Regions from separate parts of the Homo sapiens genome. Here region 2 is linked to region 1. Evidence: chromatin loops called from intact Hi-C (ENCODE). Cell type or tissue: Caco-2. All regions are shown on one strand. Links, peaks and the distances in the headings refer to the core of each region. The heading gives the core; the rest is flanking DNA. Region 1 overlaps ADIPOR2 (adiponectin receptor 2). Region 2 overlaps ADIPOR2 (adiponectin receptor 2).

Region 1 (2,916 bases), core at 314-2,813:
TATATAATGTCCAGTTTAAATAGTTTCTTAGAAATCTGTGAAGAGAGGATTTCACCCCTGAAAAATTGGTCTTGTTCCTCCTTTTAGTTTAGTGCTATGTATTTTACCATACTTCCATTTTTACCCTCGCTGCCAAGCAAACTCAAACCCAATTTTTATTCTTAGTCATTGAATTATGCTGTCACTTGGGAAAAGAATATATGCTTTGTCCTTTCCCTGATTTCTTCTTTTTACACATATTTTATTACACTTCCAGATCTTTTATTTTAAGTTACCAGATATCCTTTCTGGAAGAAATAGGATAAAATAAATTTCAAGAAAATAAAGTCAATCTTCTGTGCCATTCTGCTGAAGTTTTCATAATGTAACCCCTACCACAAAGACATCCTCCTTAACCAAAGGAATGGATACATGGATACAACTAGGCATACATGTTCACTAAACTTAATTTCAAAACATACAAGATTAAAGTGAATATGCTGTCAATGAAAAATAATCAGCTGATATACTAACAACAAACATACAAAAGAAAGGCCTAAATGGCCAAAGTGTAATAAGCTAACTAATTTTGCCCCTTTTAAGACCATATGCTTTGTGTTTTGTTCTCTAGTACACAGACATTGTGGAAATAAGAATATTCTTATATTCAATAAATCCAGTAAGAATGTGTAATATGATCAGTTATAAAGAAAATATCATTTTGTTGTAGTCTTCCATTAAAAAACTTAAGTGTCCTTTTCCAGTTATTTTTCCCATGCCTGAAGATAATCTGGCAATTCTCAGAATTTAGCTTCCCTTTTCCTTCTGTCTGGACACTTGTCTAATTAAGCCAATCTATAATATCATTGGCCAACATATATCCCCTTCTAACACATGGTATACTCCAATCCAGAAAACTCAAAACCATAAGTAATGTTAAACAAATCCCCTTTTTAATAAATTCCTCAACTTCCAATTTCTAAATACCAAATGTACTTATAAAATAGGCTAATTATTTCCTAACAGGTCCTAAGATATCAGTTCGTCCTATTTAACTTATCTTAGAGTTGAAAGATGAGAGACAACATATGCCAAAGTGACAATTTTATAATGAAGTTTTTCTTTTCTTTTTAAGACGGAGTTTCGCTCTTGTTGCCCAGGCTGGAGTGCAATGGTGCTATCTCGGCTCACCGCAACCTCTGCCTCCCGGGTTCAAGTGATTATCCTGCCTCGGTCTCCCAAGTAGCAGGGATTACAGGCAGTGGCCATGATGCCTGGCTAATTTTTGTTTTTGGTTTTTTTTGTTTTGTTTTGTTTTAGTATTTTCAGTAGAGACGGGGGTTTCGCCATGTTGGCCAGGCTGGTCTCAAACTCCCAACCTCAGGTGATCCGCCCACCTTGGCGTCCCAAAGTGCTGGGATTACAGGCCTGAGCGACCGCACCCAGCATGCACTGCAGTTTTTCAAGTTTGTATTTCACAATTTGAAAATATTATTTTTAACAAAATTAAAGCACTTCACTCAGCAGTAACCCCAACAGTTACTGGTTCATGAACCAATTTAGATTTTTAAAAGACCATTTACTTACCACCTGCTATATACCGGAACTGCCAGTAGATTATCAAGAAAGTTACACGTTCCTTACCCTCAAGAAATATATAGTCTATTAGGCAGGCACCCAGATTCTTTTTGATCAGTGATAACAAAACCATATGCTTTCAAGAGCCAAGCAGAGAATGTAAATAGGTGAAGCAGCTCCACCTAAGGGAGGCCCGGGAACAGAATGCATGCTCCACCTGAAGTAATCGTAAATCAACTTTAAAAGAATGCTATTGAAACAAAGCATATCTCCCAGTTAGATAGAATATACTGCAAATGCTTAACCTCCTATCAGATAAACAAAGATTTTTTTTTTTAATTTGTAATGACACAGAGAAGCTAGACTCCACCCACATTTCTGGTGAGAGTTTACATTGCTGTGACCTTTCTGGGTGGCAATGTGATAACACACATCAAAATGAAAAATGTGTTTTCTTCAACTATTACAAAATTACTAAAGGGGAATTAGCTTGCAATAAATATACATAAAATGTATGGGCAATTTACAATCCATTTATATAATCTAAATATCCATCAGTAAGAGCAGTATTAAGTTATAGCATATCCATTTAATAATACTACACTAGAGAACTACTAAAAAGAAGAGAGTAGATGCAGATGTAAAGTAAGCCACAAATATTAATTTTAAAAACACACACACAGGGCCTGTCATGGTGGCTCAAGCCTATAATCCCAGCACTTTGAGAAGCTAAGGCAAAGAGGATCACTTGAGTCCAGGAGTTCAAGGCCGGCCTGGGCAACATGGCAAAACCTCGTCTCCATTAAAAATGCAAAAATTAGCCTGGCGTGCATCTATAGTCCCAGCTACGTGGGAGTCTCAGTTGGGAGGACTGTTTGAGTTCGAGAGGGCAGTGAGCCGTGATTGTGCCATGGCACTCCAGCCTGGGTGACAGAGCAAGACCCTGTCTCAGAAATTAAATAAAATACACACACACACACACACACACACACACACACAATCAGCCAAGACAGCACCACCTGCTGAGCTCCCAAACACTGTTTCTGGTCACATCCAGAAGTACAACGCCACAGCTCCACACCACAGCTGAAATGGGTTTGCAAATGTCAGCAGTACGGGTTCTCTGAGAACTACTCACTGTGGATCCAGTCTACAGCCAACATGTCCTGCAGAAACTAGCTGCCCAGTAACAAGCAGCAGTTATAGAATCTAATAAAGTGGAGCCACTGGCTGACATTAAAGGGTTACTACAGCAGTACTATATACACTACAAATCCAATATGGAGATTCTCAAATTAAAACCAATAAACCTGGCAAAGAATTGACAGAGCTGGTGATATTTATGGCACAGATTGGTCA
Region 2 (2,916 bases), core at 295-2,794, 84 kb before region 1:
CTCTTTGGTTATAAGTTTTTCTATCTATATCAGTCCTTATATTTTCTTTTCCCTCTTCTCTTTCCTCCTCTCTTACCAATGACCACAATCCAGTTCAATCCAGTTCCCTCTTCTTCACAATCCCTCTTCTTCCACCAGACATACATACACTCAGTCTCCCATTACAAATCACTAAATTTCGGTATAAAAAAAGACCCTGATAGAAATCTGGTCCTAAAAAGGGCTCTGGTGAAAATCTGGTCTATCATCCTCATTTCATAAATAAGGAAACTGAGACAAAGAATGGCAAAATGACTTGCCATTGTCAAAAAGAGCACAGATTCTGATATTAAAACTAGCCTAATTCAAATTCCTGTTCTACCACTTAAATAGCCACATGGCTTGGACAAGTGGCCTCACCTCCCTAAGCCTTAGTCTCCTGCTTTGTAAAATGAAGACATTAACAAGAGTTATCATACCACATAGGGCTAATGTATGTAATGAGGTAATCCGTGCAAAGCACTCTGTACCATGCTGAGCACCAAGGAAGTGCTCACTAAATGTTAGTTATTATTGTACTTATTGTCCAGAGAAAGCTCAATAGGGAGTTAGGACCAGGATACAACTCTCCTGACTTTGTGTCTAAAACTTTTTCTATTGCATCACTCTGCAGGATGCCAATAACTCATGAGCAGATACCTACACACTCAGTCACCCCGACATACTTACCCAGATGTCACATTTGCCAGGGAAAAAGCGTTCGGGGATCCGGGCAGCATACAGGGCAGCTCCTGTGATGTAGAGGCTGGCCATCAGCATCAACCAGCCTATCTGCCCTATGGTGGCGGCCTTAAGGAACCCCTCCGAGATGACATAGTGCAAGGTAGGAATGATTCCACTCAGGCCTAGGCCCAAAAACACTCCTAGGAGTCACAAGAAGAGAGTAAAGTAATGCAGAAGAGAAACAAAGAGCCAGAAGTCAGTATTACAGCACAGCACCATTAACTCTGTAAACTGAATATTTCAAAGTAGCATATAAAATTAGCTTCCAGTTTTAAAGGAAAAAGAAGGTTCTTCAAACTCTGGGACACTGTCACACAAGACAACACAGCTATGTTCTAAAGATTTACAAATGCAAGGAGCCAGCCGGGTGCAGTGGCTCACACCTGTAATCCCAGCACTTTGGGACCAGCCTGGCTAACAGGGTGAAACCCCATTTCTACTAAACATCCAAAAAGTAGCCAGGCGTGGTAGCGCACTCCTGTAATCCCAGCTACTCGGGAGGCTGAGGCAGGAGAATCACCTGAAGCCGGGGGCAGAGGCTGCAGTGAGCCGAGATCACGCCATTGCACCCCAGCTTGGGCAACAGGAGTGAAACTCCGTCTCAAAAAAAAAAAAAAAAAGCAATGAGCCTCACTAAGAGAGGCTTAGCTTAGTAAGTCAGCAGTCTTCAAGGGTTTTGAATTAATGTTGCTAAATGTTTTCGGAAAGGACAGCTCCAGGAGTTTATTTAAACTGTCCTAGCCTGTCCTTCTACAGACACAGGTTACAATACAAGCAATTTTACGTATCCCATCTTCTCTTTGAAGCAGCAGGCGTTGTTGGGGTGGAGAGGCGATGAATGATCACATCACCTGGCATCACCTATTTTTAATAGGAATCTAAGGCTGGGCGCAGTGGCTCAGCTCACACCTGTAATCCCAGCACTTTGGGAGGCCGAGGCAGGCAGATCACTTGAGGTCAGGAGCCAAGATGGCACCACTGCACTCCAGCCTGGGCTACAAAGCAAGACTCCATCTCAAAAAAAAAAAAAAAAAAAAAAAAAAGAAAGAAAGAAAGAAAAAGAAAAGAAAAGAAAAAAGAAGAAAAAATTTAATCTAAATCTATAACCTATAACTGGGCACTTAAAAATTGTTAAATGCCTTTAACAAATGACCTAATGGGGGTGGGGGATGGGAGAGAATACTATAAGCTCCCAGACCCCTAAATAGCAATCAAGTACAAAAGTCTAGCAAATCACTCAGCCACAGCCCTACTGCCTTACTGCCTCCAGAAGCATCTAATGTTTTTTTAAACTTCTGGATATGACCTAAGTTCTAAGATCAATTAAATGAGTCTCAACCAGCATTTTTTTAAATGAACTAGAATAAAATTTAAAATATCAGACTGTAACATACGTGGAGGATTAAATACTATTTTGTTAAAGTTTTGTAATTTATATATACATGAACTTATGTATAGATACACGTGTTCAGGACTGTAATAGAAAATGTCATGATGGAAAAAAAAATGTGAAGTCCACTGATCTAAATCCACTTTGAAACCCGTGTATCAGCCAAAGCAACACAGGAGCTCCCTGCCTCTGCCAGTAACTGCTCCTACATTTTGACACAGAGTTAACAATGACCCTTGCAAAACAAGCTGTCATTTGGTAAGCTTTCTCAACAGATAAAGAACCTATTACTTGCTTTGGACATTACCAAATAAACTGCTGGTATACAGCAATATATGTAAGCACAGCTATGGGATGCATACTCACAAATAAAATGGACATCTAAAAGAGAAGAGGAAAATGGCAATGCTGCTCTCACAACAGGTAAGAACCAAGCAGACCTAAAGAAAAACTATTTCCTACCTCTGCTCCTCTAAGGAAAGATTTGCTAGACTTTTGCACTATTCACTTTTTCTTTTCCTCTACATGCTAAGCAAAGGCTGCTAATGGTTTCTGCCTATCATTCTCTAAGTCAAAGGCTCAGGAATTTGGTTCTTCTGATGTATGTAAATAACAGAATGCTCAGCTGTACTCAGCAAAGACATTCTTATCTCATGTGCTCAAGCAGGCTTAACACCACTGTACTACTCAAGTACTGTTGAAAGCTGACCCTGACCAATGCTCATTTGCTCATATGAACACAAAAAGGAGGACGGCAGAGTGTT

Evidence for each region. Peaks named below come from ENCODE experiments on the same cell type or tissue, not always from the same donor. Only the 100,000 strongest peaks of a DNase experiment are listed, where the experiment ranks them.
Region 2: a loop joins it to region 1, with 4 times the contacts of the local background. A loop is called at or near these places in 33 of 110 quality-filtered maps.

What each region holds. Positions count from the first base shown.
Region 1 is chr12:1,697,847-1,700,762 of GRCh38, reverse strand. All of the region lies in intron 1 of ADIPOR2 (adiponectin receptor 2), which reads right to left. It also overlaps the pseudogene LOC100533654. Among named protein-coding and RNA genes, the nearest start is that of ADIPOR2, 8.2 kb to the right of the region's middle. In Caco-2, for the core only: no CTCF peak of the experiment used is centred there; a DNase peak (open chromatin) is centred at 1,742.
Region 2 is chr12:1,781,866-1,784,781 of GRCh38, reverse strand. It overlaps ADIPOR2 (adiponectin receptor 2), which reads right to left. Exons shown (of 8, transcript NM_024551.3): 7 at 709-902. Among named protein-coding and RNA genes, the nearest start is that of LRTM2, 37 kb to the left of the region's middle. In Caco-2, for the core only: no CTCF peak of the experiment used is centred there; no DNase peak of the experiment used is centred there.